2 separate regions of the Homo sapiens genome follow, and region 2 is linked to region 1. Evidence: chromatin loops called from intact Hi-C (ENCODE). Cell type or tissue: heart left ventricle. All regions are shown on one strand.

Region 1 (8,000 bases):
TAAAGGATGAATATGAAAAGACCTAGCAATACCAATGTGGAAATGAAGAATTTTAACCAAAAGGGGCTATTCCACATGACCATTCTAGCAATTCCCCAAGTGAATCTCACCTCCTCTGATTGACTGGTCTTTCTCCTCTTCCCAGCACCATCCAAGTCCTTTTCCTTTTTATCCTGTACCAAGGGAGGAGGGAAACTGCATTATTCTAGCCATACATACCTTGCCATTAGCTTTGCAGCCCATCAAGAGACTCCTCCACATACCTTGGGAGAACGCTTCCGAGAGATGGTCTGGCCAAGTTTGCTTAGGAAGGAGATAGGGGATCTGGTGCTGGCTATCAGGACTGCTTTCTCCTCGGCATTTAGGTCCAAGGTGTCTGGGAATAGAAACCAGTGATGTTCAAGCACAGCCCTTGAGGGCGCCGCAAAATCCTGACCAAAACTACTCTCCCTCGTGGATGGTTCGCAGAGCCTCAGAAGGCTCTAAAGGTTCACCAGCTCCAGGACAAGCATGTGGTCTCAGTAGGAAACGCCACGGAGGAAATGCATACTTGGGTATGGACATTGAACCTTCTTTTGTTCATCCACATAAACAAAAATGACTCTTCTTCCCAATCTACTACAGTTACCAAAACCCGCACTTTTGCTTTTCAAAAGTTGGAAGCTGGCTGTGATTGTTAGTTACAGCAGAGTGCTGAAGGCTCGTTTTTGTGACAAAAATTTCAGGACAGAGAGAGAGGGAGGGAGAGAGAAAAGCAGAGAGGCGATGAACTCAGGGTTCCTGGTTTTAGTGTATGCAGATGCCACACTCTGAGCTGCACACAGATGGGGGTGGCACTGAATGGGTACGTCGATGTTAGAGCTGTGGCTTTCTGTTGTAAGAACGTCATGGCTAACCAGGAAAAGCCACAGATCCTTACAAGAATATATGGGCTGGAAAGCACTGGAGGGTGGTAACACAAGCTTTTTGGATTTCAATGTTTCATTAGTAACAACAGCAATTTTTAAAATAGTCATTAATTCATAGTAAATCACTAACATTTATTAAGTACTTCCACTGGCCAAACATCCTTCTTGGCACATCACAATGTAATTATACATATTATCCCCATTTTACACCCGTTACCCCATTTTACAAGATAGGTTGACGGAAAGTGAGACACAGGAAAATTGAGTAACTTGCCTAAGGCCAAGTGGAAGCCTGGGATACTGTAAATCCAGGTCAGACCCCACAGCCAACACTCTAGCCTCAACCTACACTTACTCTAAGGGACAATTAATGACAACAGGAATATTTTTTGTAGCACTATGAGAGCCTGAGACAGCAAGCTGAGAGACAAGCAAAGATTTTTGGGAAGTGCTAACAAGTAGGAGTAGAAAGAAGCCAAGAGAATGCACAGTGACAGGAGAAAGAAGGGCAACAAGAGTGGTTCAGGATCACAGACACAGAGGAGACAAGATAATTCCACGAAAAGGGACATCGTTCTCCGGTGCTCAACAATGCAGAAAAGCAAGTGCATGAGAGATGGGAACTGAGAAAAGAGTAGGAGGTGGGAATCCTCCTCACTGGGGAACAGCTGCAGTAGCGCGGTATGAAGAGAAGCCGGATTATAACCCGTTACAAAGTTTGGGCCGTGCAGAAGCAGAGGCCACAAGCACAAGCCACTTCTTCAAAAAGGCTGGCTCTGAGAGCACGAGCACTAGAAGGTGGTGGTCACGGAAAAAGACGGCACAGGAACGATTTCTGCATTTTTATAAATGCAGTGAGAAAGAAAGGAGGGGTTGAGAACACACTACTAGAGAAGGGAGAAACAATGAAGCAAAGCTCCAGAGATTTCCCTGACAGCTAACTGGTAAAAACACAGAGTAACTTTGTGTTTGGTGGCACTGCTGCGGGACAGTCGGAAGGAAGGAAGAACAGCCGGGCCACAGCACAGCAGCAGGGGGCCGCAAAGCAGCTCCTTCCAGGCCTTACCGCTAGAGGGGAGGGAGTCCTTAAACATCTCGTAGAACTGAGTCAGGTACATCACCATGGACAGCTTATCAGGCTCCCCCACGGAGGCCATTTCTTTGCCTGTCATGATGGGAGAAATGCCCAATTCCTTCTCAGCAATGTCAAAGGCCAGTTGGTTATTCTTCTCCACATTTTGCTCATCCAAAGAATCAAAATCTCTGAGAAACAGGACAAGGAAAACATATCAAGATAGGTTGACAGTCCTTAAACAGAAACGCAGTATCCTGGAGTCATCGTCCTTTCTCTGTTTTCAGCTAAAATCCAGGGTGCTGTGCATCGCTGACATTTGAGAGCAAACCTGTCTTATCTCACCTCTTGTTCTTTTTCTTTTTACTGAGGAAAAGCAAAGCAACCTCAGGAAGTGATGAAAGGTCTACCCACCAAAGAAAAAAAGGGAGAAAGTCAAAAAACGACTCTCATTTTTCTAGTAACACAAATTTACTACTAAAATGTGAGCTCGAGAATAGGGACTGGCTGGGCACAGTGGTTCACACCTGTGATCCCAACACTTTGGAAGGGTGAGGCAGGAGAATTGCTTGAGCCCAGGAGTTCAATTTAAATTAAAAATTTAATTCAAATTAAAAATTAGCTAGGCATGGCGGCATATGCCTACAGTCCTAGCTACTTGGGAGGCTGAGGCAGGAGAATCACTTGAGCCCGCAAGTTCAAGGTTGCAATGAGCTATGACTGTGCCACTGCCCTCTATCCTGGGAAATAGGGCGGGACCTGTCTCTAAAAATAAAAATAAAAAATAATAGGAACTATCTTTAATATATCTTGATCCTTGTGTATGGCCCATCCACATTAAACTAATGTCAAAACATGATACATCTCCCATTTGGATCAGATTGCTCCTACAGGCCTGGGACTATCACCCACCATGGCCCTTAGACCTGACAAGCTGTTAAGGTACTAAATCAGCTCTGATCAATCTTAGCCTTCTCCTGGAGGGGAAATTCCAAAATCCTCCTCAAAAAATTTTTCCATTGCTAAGTTTCCTATTTAGATTAATGGCCATTTCCTACTGGGTTTAAGCCTCTTGCTTTTCAGAAGACTGATCGCATTCTTCTTTACATGACTTCAGGTTAACCCAGCAGCCCTTAATTCTGTGTTAATCTAGGATCCCACAGCATTTTCCATTTTCTCAAACTCCTCCTCACCATAGGTTCAGCCTCTGAAACTATGACCTCACTGCTGCTGAACAGTGCCGCGCTGTCCCTGTGCTGCTTTGCCTTCCTAGAAGACGGTCCCCTAACCTTCTCCAGGCGCCCCTCCACCCCCACCTGCTAGGCTCCCTCAACCACTTCTGCCTGTTCCCTTTGGAACAGAGCTGACTCACCTGCCCATCCTCTGCCACTGATCACAATCTTTCCCAAGCTGCTCTTCCTTGCCCTACCCCCTTTCTTTGGCAGGAGTGAATAAGCCCTATTTTTACTTACTTGCTATCAACTTCTGGGTGAGCTAAGTGACAGGAGCACCAGAGGTCACTTACCTCCATCCAAGCACACCAGAAATCCCCATTTGTAATCCACACTGCACAAGGCTATTTTTACCAGCTCTTGCCTTGTCAGTTTATAACCATCATATAAATAGCAACTATATCTTGTAGGATTCCTTAAGCAATCATTAAACAAAACAAACAGAAATTGGCCCCTTAAGTGGACCTAATGATGAAAAGGACAGGAAACCAAAATAATGCAACATGCTCTGCTTCTGAATCCTTCGGTTTGGCTTCCGTGGTAACAAATGCCGATGGGGGAACCTGGGTGTGCTGGTCCCCGCAGCTGACCTGGGGTCACCCTAGAACTCTGATTCTGTAGACAGGTGAGTGGAGAATGGCCAAAGGAGATGTCACTGGGATAGGTGGGTAGGACAACAGAGTATGTCTGTAAAAAACGCAGTCTTTAACACAGAGAAAATACCAATGAACCATCATAAATTGGTCAACTGTTCATGATGTTTTGCTTTGTTAGTAGTGACACATTTGCCTTGAGCTGGCCAAATGTTCTAGCCAGGTTTCCCTTGTGACCCATAGAATTTGAGAGACAGCTGGCCGAAATGAAGAGTTCAACCGGGGCCAATAAACAGTTTTCCTTTGTGGGAAGCTAACAGGCCCAGGTGGGTGTCAAAACCAGTTTTTGACTTATGAGTGTTGTGATTTTTAAAACTCAGCTATAGGAGCACAAAAAAAAAAATTGGAAAAAAACAAAAATAAAAATCATTCCTGGGTTGAGCTATATAATACATGACATACAGAGTTTCAAATATAGTGAAATCAAAATCACTGCCTTCTAGAGAAAGTATCTTACTATGTACCTCATTCTAGGAAAAAGGACAAAATGTTACTTGATAGCAGAGTGGTCTGAGATCCTTGAGGAGTATAAAAAAACACAAAGTTTGATCACAACTTACATCAGGTCAGGGCGGTATCTATGGATAATTGCACAAAGGGCCAAGCCACTTTTCCAGGACATGGTGAGATCTGTCACGTTTACCCCTGCATAGCCATCTGTCTGCCTCTGGCACCAACCCAGCAGTTTGCTTGAACGAGCTACAGACTCTAAAACAACAAAACACAGTATTATTGGAGGTGTGGTCACCTGGTAATGCTGACAGAGAATCCTCTTTGTAGGACACATGTCCCCTTTGAAAAATTACTGAGGGTAGGGACGAAACAGTCAACACTAGTTTCCATGCAAAGAAAACAGTGAGGAACAAGGTTATGCAAATGGTATCATGACAGCGAATTCTAAGAAAAGAAACTACTAGTTTATCCAGACTCTAAGGTCAACGTCCACCCCCCAGTACCCTGAGGGACCACAGCCTGACAGCCACAACCTGCTGTCCCCACGGCACTGAGGTGGAGGAGCGCCACCTACTGTGTGGCCAGCCTGGCTTACAGCAGCTCTGAGTTCCCGGACAGTCGCTGGCACCTAGCTGAGGAAGCCTACCCCCTCCAAAGTAACACTGGGAAGAGGAGAGGAGAAAAGGCTCCATTCTATAGGGTGGCACGTTCAACCCAAAGCACCCAGGCCTCGCCCTTGCACTTCCAAGGCACTGTATAACTTGCCAAGAGAAGAAGCCCTGCAGGGCTCCGCTGACAACCCTGGGGCCCCAGACCAGACAGTCCCCGAACAGAGCTTGGCACCTTGTACTATGAATTCTCAACCCTGAGAAACTGAATAGGCAAACACATGTGCTGGGATGCTTTTTACAGTTCATTGAAACGTCTTCTAAAACCCGAACAGCCTCTTTAAAAATCCTATTATTAATCACATCAGAAGAGCTCTGATATCGGCCATTCAAAAGAATCTATGAACTATTTATATCCAAGAAAGTCTGTTCCCTTACCGAGGGCAACTGAAGTTTGTACTAAGTCATTTAGTAATTTGTGAACATAAGCTAAAAACCAAGTATCATGAAAATCCTGTTTCATTTAGGTTTTTCGCCATGAAAATGTATTCTGCGATAACACATAAAACCACCTTCTGGTGCCATCTCTTGGCTCAGAAATGAGCTTTTACTCAGATCTGTCTCCTATGTGTATATCCAACCATCCAATATGTAACAGGCAACTTCAATATTCCATGCTCTAAAATAAAAACAGTGAATAAAGATACACTCTCTGCTTTCAAAGAGAAGACGCTCCAGTGGAGAAAAATGCAAATGTTTCCAACTGCCTGCTGGTCCTCACATCCACCCTGGCATCCCAATGGCACGTCAAATTCACAATGTCCAAATGACTCAAACCTCTCAACCCTCTCAGCCCTCCCTCTGCCTTGCCTACGCTGATGTAGCACCATCTACAAACACCTACCTCTTGCCCCACAAGGTGATCAATTGCCCCTGCCCATCGACTTCACCTCCTTACCATTCTCTCTCACATAACCAACAATGGCAATGACCATCCACCACAGGCCCGGCACTCATGATCACAATGTGAGGTAGACACTGCTGCCCCCACTTCACAGACAAGGAAATCGAAGTTCAGAGCTATTCAATCACCTCTTCGAGGCCGCACAATTCACCAGCAGCAAAGCTTGGCCTGGGACCCAGTTGCACCTGGCCCAAAGTCTGAGGTCTCCTCCACTGCCTCCTCCCTTCTTCATCCCCAGCATCAGGCCCAGATCTGGGCCTCCACCACCTTCAGCCTGACTATGGCGAGGTCTTTCTACCTGGTCTCCCTGCCTCTGGTACTTCCCTCCTCCAACCCCTCTCACGTGTGGCTGACCAGGTGTACTCATGTCATTCTCTTTCAAAAAAGTATTCAGGGCCTTCAATACATACAAAATCTGGAGTGGTCCTCACCTGTCACTGAATCCTGGCTATGTTGCAGGACCCAGCCAAAGACTTTTTCCACAAAGTCTTCTCCCGAAACCTTAGCTCTCACACTCTCTCCCTCTCTCCCCTCTGCCCCGCGTCTGTACCTGGTTTCTCTCTGTGCTCTCGTAACACCTCAGGCCAAGGTAATTCCGTGTGGTGGAGGCCTGTCTCGTGCACTGCGGGATGTTCAGCAGCATCCCTGGCTCCTGCCCACCCCCAATCATGACCATCAAAAATGTCCCCAGACAACTACCAAGTATCCCCTGGAGGGCAAAATCACCCTGGGTTGAGAGCCACTGTCTCAGACAGTACTTCGGCCACTGCCTCGGACCGCACCTTGTGGCTCAGGGAATGAGTATAGACTTCTCTGAAGGGGCTGCCTGCATTTTAAAAAGCCACCACCAGAACTCACCATTGCGAGTCAATTTGGGGGTGGTTCGGGAATTCACCAGGCTCTCCATTTCCAGGTGAATATCTTTTGTTTCGCCAGTATCATATAAATGGCGCACCTGGCAGAAATTTACAAAGTCAAACAGAAAGAAAATCAAATATCAAGTAACAAATTCCTACCTAAGAGCAGAATGGCTGAAAGGAAAGTCTGGGATAGAAGGCTGGGTAAAGTTCAGACAGAAGTTAGGATGATGACCTTTAAATCTTTTATGAAATAAGGTGGGGTTTGAGAAAAACAAACACATTTTAACTGTGGGACTTTGTGCTAGAAATCAGCTACACAGGGCCGGGTGCGGTGGCTCACACCTATAATCCCTATAGTTGGGGAGGCCGAGGCCAGCAGATGGCTTAAGGCTAGGAGTTTGAGACCAGTCTGGGAAACACAGGGAGGCCTCGTCTCTACAAAAAATTTAAAAATTAGCTGTAGTCCCAGCTACTTGGGAGGCTGAAGTGGGAGGATCCCTTGAGACCAGGAAGTCAAAGCTTCAGTGAGCTGAGATAGTGCCACCACACCCCAGAGAGCCTGGGCAACAAAGCAAGACTCTGTCTCAAAAAAAAAAAAAAAGAAAAAAGAAAAGAGAGAAAAAATTAGTTACTCGGTCATGGAGGTCCCTCTAAGAGTCTCGGTTGGACTACTAATAATGCTGCCTCTTAACAGAAGGCCTAAAGGTATAAACTTCAAGTAGAAGGTGAACAGAAAATTACACTAGGGGCCAGGCACGGTGGGCAGATCACAAGGTCAGGAGTTCAAGACCAGCCTGACCAACACAGTGAAACCCCATCTCTACTAAAAATACAAAAATTAGCCAGGCGTGGAGGTGGGTGCCTGTAATCCCAGCTACTCGGGAGGCTGAGGCAGGAGAATCACTTGAACCCAGGAAGTGGAGGCTGCAGTGAGCCAAGATCGTGCCACCACACTCCAGCCTGGGTGACAGAGCGAGATTCCATCTCAAAAAAAAAAAAAAAAAAATTACACTAGAACAAATTCTTTCAAGTGAACAATCTCTTTTGTCCTCACAATAATCCTGTGAGTAGTCAGGGATTATTATTCCCATTTTTCAGGTAAAGAAATTGAGGTTCAGACAATGTAAGTCACACGTGACCGGCAGCAACAACACAGGTGGAAGTTACCTCTCCTCACTAAGGGGCAAGTGCTCTTCCGTAAAGTAAGAATTTGAATTAGAAGACGTGGCATAAAGGCCTGGATTCCTATC
Region 2 (8,000 bases), 150 kb before region 1:
GGTTTACTAATACTCTTCCCTCTCAAAGGAAAGACAGTCCCCAGTATGAAGAAGCACTTCAAAGTACTTATTAAGTATCCAGGGCTGCTGGGCGGAAAGAATGAGAAACAGTTGAGTTCTGAGAGGCAATGGAAAGGGAAGACTGCAATCACTCCCTGCAGGGGGCTCGGTAAGCAAACGCATGTGTGGTGAGCCCATGTGCCCACTGTTAGACGGTGATGGGATACAAGAAGCCTGGGTCATCCCTGCGCCCAAGGCACTTCGAGTCCAGAACTAGTGACCACCTGCGACGCCTTAGGCCCATTTTATTGGTGCAGACCTAGCTGAATGGACAGGAGGAAGGGGGTTCCTGGGGGACACTAGACAGACTACAAGGCTGGCAAGGACCGTCAGGCGGTCGGCGCACATGCAGAGTTACATGGGAGTGCGCCAGCCACTCCTGCGTTCTAGGCAGCTGCTGGGACATCACAGGCTGGCCCCACTGAACAGAAGCATGATTGGATTTCTAGGAGGTGAGGACGCCTGCATTTTCAGCTGGTAGAGTCGAAAAAGTGGAACTTTCTCTCCTCTCAGCTCCTACCGCTACAGGCCTGCATTTGGCAGTTGGGAGGATGTAGTTCTTTCCGCTAAGTGTTCTGGGGACACAGTGCCCCGGACCAATCTTGTATCCCCAACAGTGCCAAGCAGATGGTAGAGCTCAGAAAGTTGTGTGGATTCCAACCAAGGAGCTCAGCAGAGCAGCAGGCACCACTCCCAGGGCTTACGGTTCTCACTGGCACCATTATTAAACTCCCTACAACCAAAGGAAGCGTCTGTTTCTTCTGTTGGCCAAACATGCTTCGTTCATCTTTTAGAGGCTTTTACCCCTAAACTCTTTACTCTGATTTAAGGTTCAGGTTTCCTCGATGTCAACCAGCTGAAATCTTCTGCAAGGCAATGAACCATACCCTACGTCCAGTTACTTCGTCAGAGTTCTGGACCTGACAGTCACGAGTTGAGTGGCCTCACGGGACAGTGGGCTGCCTGGTGAGAGGCAGGGGACAGGCCCCCTTGGCTCACTTGCCCGCCCACGCGGTCCTCAGGCCCTCACTCACCTCCTCCGACCGGCTGGTGTTCCTGAGCTGCAGGGCCAGGCCGTTCACCAGGCCCGGAGGGATGCTACGGTCCATGCTGTCCCCGACCTGGGCGAGGTGCCTGGCAATATTCCGGATGATGTCTTCTTGACTTTCAGAATCTGTGTTCAGGCAGGGGCGGCAGAGACAGAGCAGACTCAGAAAATGTCCCTGATACCCTCTCCCACACCACCCTGCCCCGGGAAAGGACAGGTCCGCGATGGGACAAGGCCAGCCCCCACTGGGCACGTGCTCCACTCCACCAGGGCCACAGCGGGCGGGCTGAGTACCAGCGCTGAGCTGGGTTCTGGGCAGTGCCGGAGCTCAGGGCCTCGGCTGAGGCCCAGGCTCCCGCACACAGGCACCACGTCCCCACAGGCAGGGCCGGTGAAGCTGGGGCATCACGACCACGCCTGAGGTACAAGCCTGGCAGCGGCTTCATGGCTCACACCACACAACCCAACAGGGTTGGCCTTGGCCTGGGCAGCCGTTGGGGAAGGGGCTCTGTGGGCAGACGGCATCCCAGACCCACTTTTGCCCTCTCAAGCCTGAGAGCCCCCATTCCTCGCAGTCCCGTCTCAGGAAAACCCCAGTTGTCACTGGCACCGGCAAGGCCCTGGAGAATCTCCCCTGCCTTTCCAACCAGAGCTCTCCCCCTTGCCCCTCAGTCCTCCTCCTCTGGCGCACAGCCTCCGTGCTGCCCCTGCCCGAGTACCACTGTCGCAGCTCCATGAAGGCCACGCTCAACTGCCACGCTCCCTGCCGCCTCCGTTTCTTCCTCAGCACTTGCTGTGTTATTGTCTGACGCCCCTGCCAGAAGGTAAGCTCCCTAAGGGCTGTGATTTTTTTAATCTGTTTTGTCCACTGACAAATACCCAGCACTTAATACATGGCACTCAGTAGGTGCTCAATAAACAATGGCAGGGACCAGGTGTGGTCATGCATGCCTGTAATCCCAGTGCTTTGGGAGGCTGAGGACAGAAGATTGCTTAAGGCCAGGAGTTAGAGGATGCAGTGAGCCGTGATTGCACCAGCAACAAAGCAAGGCCCTGCCTCTACAAGAAACTTTTTTTTTTTTTTTGAGACGGAGTCTTGCTCTGTCACCCAGGCTGGAGTGCAGTGGCGCGATCTCGGCTCACTGCAACCTTCGCCTCCTGGGTTCAAGCAAGTCTCATGCTTCAGCCTCCTGAGTAGCTGGGATTACAGGCGCCCGCCACCACACCCGGCTAATTTTTGTATTTTAAGTAGAGACGGGTTTCACCATGTTGGTCAGGCTGGTCTCGAACTCCTGACCTTGTGATCCTCCTGCCTTGGCCTCCCAAAGTGCTGGGATTACAGGTGTGAGCCACTGTGCCCTGCCTCTACAAAAAACTTTTAAAGGGAGCCAGGTGTACCGCACGTACCTATAATCCCAGCTACACAGGAGGCTGAGGTGGGAGGACTCCTTGAGGCCAGGAATTCAAGGCTGCAGTGAGCTGTGATCATACCACTACACTCCAGCCTGGGCAACAGAGCAAGACCCCGTTTCTTAAAAAAAGTTTTAATTGCATGAATGAATGAATGGGCCCTGTACCTAGCTCCCAGTAAGTGTTCAATAGATGCCAGCTATTGTTATTTCTCCCATTAAATCTTCTATTTTTTCTGTGCTTGCAACTTCCCTCTGGCTTTTTTGGTTTTGGCTGCTGCTCCCACCCTCGGTCAGCTGTCAAATCTCACCTTATGTTGCAAATACAAGCGTTTTGCCTACCCTCTGCCATTGCCGCCACCCTGGTGGGGGTCCCCTTAGCTCTCATCTGATGATGACAGCCCCACTCCCTGCCGTCCAGTCTACTCGGCCACCTTCACAGCACAGACCTCAGAGCAGGGCAGGGTTGGGAGAAGTGACGTGCTAAGGAGTGGGCACGTTCTTAGAAGCTGTGCTCTGGGGGTTTCACGGCCTCCCTGGAGTCTGTCCATGGAACATGCAGTAAGGCTGCCACATCACTTCTCTTCAAAACCTCTCAAGTGCTCATCTCTGCTTAAGTGACAAGTCATGACCCAGCCTGAAAGTACGTCTGACTTAACTTCCACGCTTCCTAGGCAAACTCAACTACTCACTGTAGCTTTTTTTTTTCTTTTTTTTTTCAAGACATAGTCTCACTCTGTTCCCCAAGCTGGAGTGCAGTGGTACAATCTCAGCTCACTGCAACCTCCGCTTCCCGGGTTCAAACAATTCTCTACCTCAGCCTCCCAAGTAGCTGGGATTACAGGCACCCGCCACCCCGCCTGGCTAATTTTTATATATTTTTTTTAGTAGAGACGGGGTTTCACCATCTTGGCTAGGGTGGTCTTGAACTCCTGACCTCATGATCCACCTGCCTTGGCCTCCCAAAGTGCTGGGATTACAGGCGTGAACCACTGCACCCAGCCTCACTGTAGCATTTATAGCCGCTGGGCTTTTGCTTAAAAGATGGCCATTCCCTCTTCCCAGTTTCCAAGGAACCAAACATACCCAACCCCCAAGGCCCAGCTCAATTGGAGCTGCAGCCCCAAAGTTTTCCTGATTCCCTGCAGAGCAGAGCACCCAGCTCCTCCAGCACCTCATCACTCCCCCAGCACCGAATCTGTGCCTCGCTCGTTCCCGAAGCTTATCCACCTTGCTTCAGTTACGGACACGTCCTCTCTCCCTCTGGCCACCAGCCGAGTAGCAACAGGAATCTTTCCTGATCCGTCTGTGTCCAGCCGAGTGAACGGACTCACCAAAGAAACCCCGGCAGCCAGAGCCTCTACCTTGCCCCTCTTTCCAGGCTCGCCAGGGACTAGATTCACAGTCCCTGTCACCTGCAGGCTAAGTGAACTGCCATGATCACTTTTGCAGGTGCCACTTGAGTCAACCCCGGTTTCTCAGTCTAGAGGCAAAGGCCGGCATGGAGAAGAGCGAGAGAAAAACACCAGGGCAGACTGGGGCTACAGTCACCCCCACAGCAGTGCTGACAGCAGAGCTGTGCCTGTCCACTCCTGCCCTTCCTGGACCTTCCCAAAGGGATCTGGGGTTTCTCCTCAGTTCAGGGCGAGCCAGAAGATATGCTGGCTGGATTAGAAGGCAGAGACATTCTCAGACACCTCCCCCCACCCCCCACCCCCACCCCCACCCCGGTCTAGTGGGGAACTCCAGCCACGTCCTCAAGCACCTGATCTAAGACAGGCGGGAGGCAGAAGGCTGGGTCAGCTGTTGGTCTCCCCCACAGCCACCAGAGGGCAGTGCAACCCTTGAGCTTGGAAGGCCTGGACCAGGGTCCGGGGATCCCTGCAGGCTTTCAGGGCAGGGATTCTACCTGCGTCAGAATCCTCTGGGCAGTCTCCCGCCCTAAAACAGCCTGATGCAGGCAGCTGGAGTAGGGCCCAAGGCCTGCATTTGGAAAAGGTTTCTCGTGTAATTCCAATGTGCACACTACTGAAAGCCAGCGTCGCAGGGCTGGATCTGGAAGTGGGTGAGCCTCCACTCGCCCCCAGCCTCCACTCGGGACAGCCCCTGTCCATAGAAGCAGCCCCTTGGCAAAGGGGAGTGGAGCTGGAGGCTGGAGGAGAGTGCAGGGATCAGCAACAGGAAAGGTGAACAGTCTGGAAACCATGGTGACCTGGAGTCAGTGCCCTACAGTGGGAGGGCGGCTGAGGCCCACCTCAAGAAGGGGCCTGGCCCCATGTCCCAGTGGTAACATGGCCACAAGCTGTGTGATCTGGAGCTAGTCATTTACCCTTTGCTGGACCTGGGTTTCCTCACCTGGAAATGAGGTTCCAAATACTTCTGTGTTCTTGTATAGGTAATCACGGAGCATAATGTATGAAAGGAAATATGTCAGGTATAGACAGTGCAAAAGTCACTGTGAAACCAGTGGGCCTCAATCAATGGGACAGTCAGCCAGGCCTGCTTGGGGAGGCAGGGGCCGCACCGGTAGTGCCACCTGGGGGCTTTGCCCAGACCCAGCAATGCCCAGACCAACCAATCAGAATCTCTGGAGGTGAGATGCAGGCACCAGCATTTAAAGCTCCAGGTCCTTGAAATGATACAAGGCCAAGTGTGAGAACCCCTTGGGTTATATAATCCAGACAAGTGGTCTGCAATCTTTGTATCAGAATCACATTTGGAAAATTGGATAAAAACACCATTCTATGTTGGTCCAGACAAGGGACTCAAGACCAGTACATGAGATTCTGTCTCAACAGAAAGGAAGAACTTTCTAACAGAGTCACCCAAAAATGGTAGGCAGTGAGTTCAGCAGCACTGGAGGGAATCAAGTAGAGACCAGTCAAGTGATTAAGTGATACCAGCGTACGTGGCAGCTGAAACTGCAGAGGCAGAGTGATCCCGGGGGTCCCTTCCAGCCCTGAGGCTCCCTGAATGTTACTGGCGACAGAGAAGCCCAGCTTTGGGGAAGGAGGTGGGGCCGGCCGCCTACCTGCCTCTATTCTTCCCAAGCGGGAGTGGCTGCTGCGGTTGCCATCAGTCTGCAGCTCATCGTAGCCCTCCCACTGGGGAGCCAGCACTGGCAGCTCGTGGCCCAGTGCGTCCAGCTCTCTGCGGAAGCTGTTGTCAGAACAGCTTTGGAGGAAGCCAAACACCAGTAGGTTTGTGATGCACTCATCCCTGAGGCTGGAACCGTTGTTGACCTGAGGGGAAAGGGGAGTCAGGAAGCCGGGACTTCAGCCAGGCCAGAGGCCCCTCCTGCAAAGAGCTCCAGTTGCAGCTGGCCCAAAGAGCCTCACAGGTCCCAGAGAGCTGAGGGACCCTGTGGGCTGGAGGGCCCTGCAGGAGGTCTCAACAGGCAGAGGCAAGGTCTGCAGCCACAGCTTTAAGCAGCACTGCCCGTAGATGGCAGGGAGCGAGCCCCGACTCTGCAGAAAGGGATTCCTCTGCAGAGGAATCTGCTGGACCTCCTGAAACACGCGGCTGGGGAGCTTCCCACTAGGTGAGAAGGCCACAGGCTGTTCCGGGGAGGCGAGCGAGTGTCATGCGGGCATCATCCGCCATCCTGTGCTGGCACGCTTTCTTCAAGTTCCCCTGCAGGCTTCAGCAATCTGAGCCCACCTTTCCTGGCTGTGCTTCCAACAGGCGGAGCCTCTTTCCGCTCATCTCCTTCACGGGCTCAGGAGGGTATTGGGCAGATGGAAGATTTTCAGTAACTACTGCGGAGTGGTGACCACAGCTGGGCACCTGCCTTTGGCCAAGCTTGGTTTACTTTGGGTGGGTGTGTCCTTAATCCGAATCCCACAGGGAGTGGTGGCACTGGCTCCTGCTCTACCCAGAGGGGCTGGGCTCTTGGCCGGCAGCTCTCCAGCTCCCTGGGCAGCACTGGCAGCTGCAGCTTGGCCAGCATCTGTGCCGCCAGAGATGGCAGGGACTGTTCTTGGGGTACTGACTGTGTTTGGGGGCTGTATTCTTACAGGCAAAGGTGAGCCCTGCAGCTGGGTGTGCCCAGACCAGAGAAAGACCTAAGGTGGAAGAGAGAACAAAACACAAAGAAGGGCAGGGACGCTGAGATCTGCGCAGATTCACACAAAAAGACCTCCTGGGCTGCCAGAGAAGGGTGGGAGGGAAGATGGAAGTGTAGGCAGAAATTTATTTCTATTCTCTAAGTCCATAATATTTTTCATTAGAAAAACCAAAAACTTTTAGAGGACAGTTCTTACAGGGCAAATTGTTTTTTTGTTTTTGTTTTTGTTTTGAGATGGAGTCTCGCTCTGTCACCCAGGCTGGAGTGCAGTGGTGTGATCTCGGCTCACTACAACCTCCGCTTCCTGGGTTCAAATGATTCTCCCGCCTCAGCTTCCTGAGTAGCTGGGATTACAGGTGTGCATCACCACGCCCGGCTAATTTTTGTATTTTTAGTAGAGACGAGGTTTCACCATGTTGGTCAGGCTGGTCTCGAACTCCTGACCTCGTGATCCGCCCGCCCCCCAACTCCCCCCAACTCCTTGGCCTCTCAAAGTGCTGGGATTACAGGTGTGACCTACTGCACCCAGCAGCAAATTGTTTTAATGCTTTGCTAGGTGATGCCTGTAATCCCGGCACTCTGGGAGGCAGAGGCAGGAGGATCGTTTGAGCCCAGGAATTTGAGACCAGCCTGGCAACAAGATCCCCATCTCTACAAAAAATAAAAATTAGCCAAGGTGGCATGCACCTGCAGTCCCAGCTACTCATGAGACTGAGGCGGGAAGGTCACTTGAGCCCAGAAGTTTGAGGCTGCAATGAGCCATGATCACACCACTGCACTCCAACCTGGGTGACAAAGTGAAACCCTGTCTCAAAAAAGAAAAAAAAAATGCTTAAAATAAGGAGCTTGGCCGGGCGCGGTGGCTCACGCCTGTAATCCCAGCACTTTGGGAGGCCGAGGCGGGCGGATCACGAAGTCAGGAGTTTGAGACCAGCCTGGCCAACATGATGAAACCTTGTCTCTACTAAAAATACAAAAATTAGCCGGGCCTGGTGGCGGGCGTCTGTAGTCCCAGCTACTTGGGAGGCTGAGGCAGGAGAATCGCTTGAACCCGGGAGGTGGAGGTTGCAATGAGCCGAGATCGCGCCATTGCACTCCAGCCTGGGGGACGAGAGCCAGACTCCGTCTCAAAACAAACAAACAAACAACAAAAATAAATAAATAAATAAATAAAAATAAGGAGCTTGTGTATTGCTGCAGCCATAAAAAAGAATAAAATCATGTCCTCTGCAGCAACACGGATGGAGCTAGAGGCCATTACCCTAAGTGAACTAACTCAGAAACAGAAAATCAAATACTGACTGTTCTCACTTATAAGTGGGAGCTAAACAATGGGTGCCCATGGACACGAAGATGGAGAGAGCAGGCACCGGGCACTTTACAGTAGGGAGGCGGGGGCGGGGGAGCGCAGAAAGAG

What was found. Peaks named below come from ENCODE experiments on the same cell type or tissue, not always from the same donor. Only the 100,000 strongest peaks of a DNase experiment are listed, where the experiment ranks them.
Region 2: a loop joins it to region 1, with 4 times the contacts of the local background. A loop is called at or near these places in 8 of 110 quality-filtered maps.

What each region holds. Positions count from the first base shown.
Region 1 is chr22:17,887,060-17,895,059 of GRCh38, forward strand. MICAL3 (microtubule associated monooxygenase, calponin and LIM domain containing 3) reads right to left here. Exons shown (of 32, transcript NM_015241.3): 11 at 6,749-6,845; 12 at 4,426-4,573; 13 at 1,975-2,171; 14 at 264-376; 15 at 111-173. Among named protein-coding and RNA genes, the nearest start is that of MIR648, 90 kb to the right of the region's middle. In heart left ventricle, CTCF peaks have their summits at 1,978 and 4,883 (motif pointing left); a DNase peak (open chromatin) is centred at 4,891; H3K27ac peaks cover 3,882 bases.
Region 2 is chr22:17,738,255-17,746,254 of GRCh38, forward strand. BID (BH3 interacting domain death agonist) reads right to left here. Exons shown (of 6, transcript NM_001196.4): 3 at 5,549-5,759; 4 at 1,095-1,234. Among named protein-coding and RNA genes, the nearest start is that of MIR3198-1, 22 kb to the right of the region's middle. RefSeq lists a silencer at 4,169-4,463 and an enhancer at 6,041-6,661. In heart left ventricle, a CTCF peak has its summit at 4,370 (motif pointing right); DNase peaks (open chromatin) are centred at 4,367 and 4,674.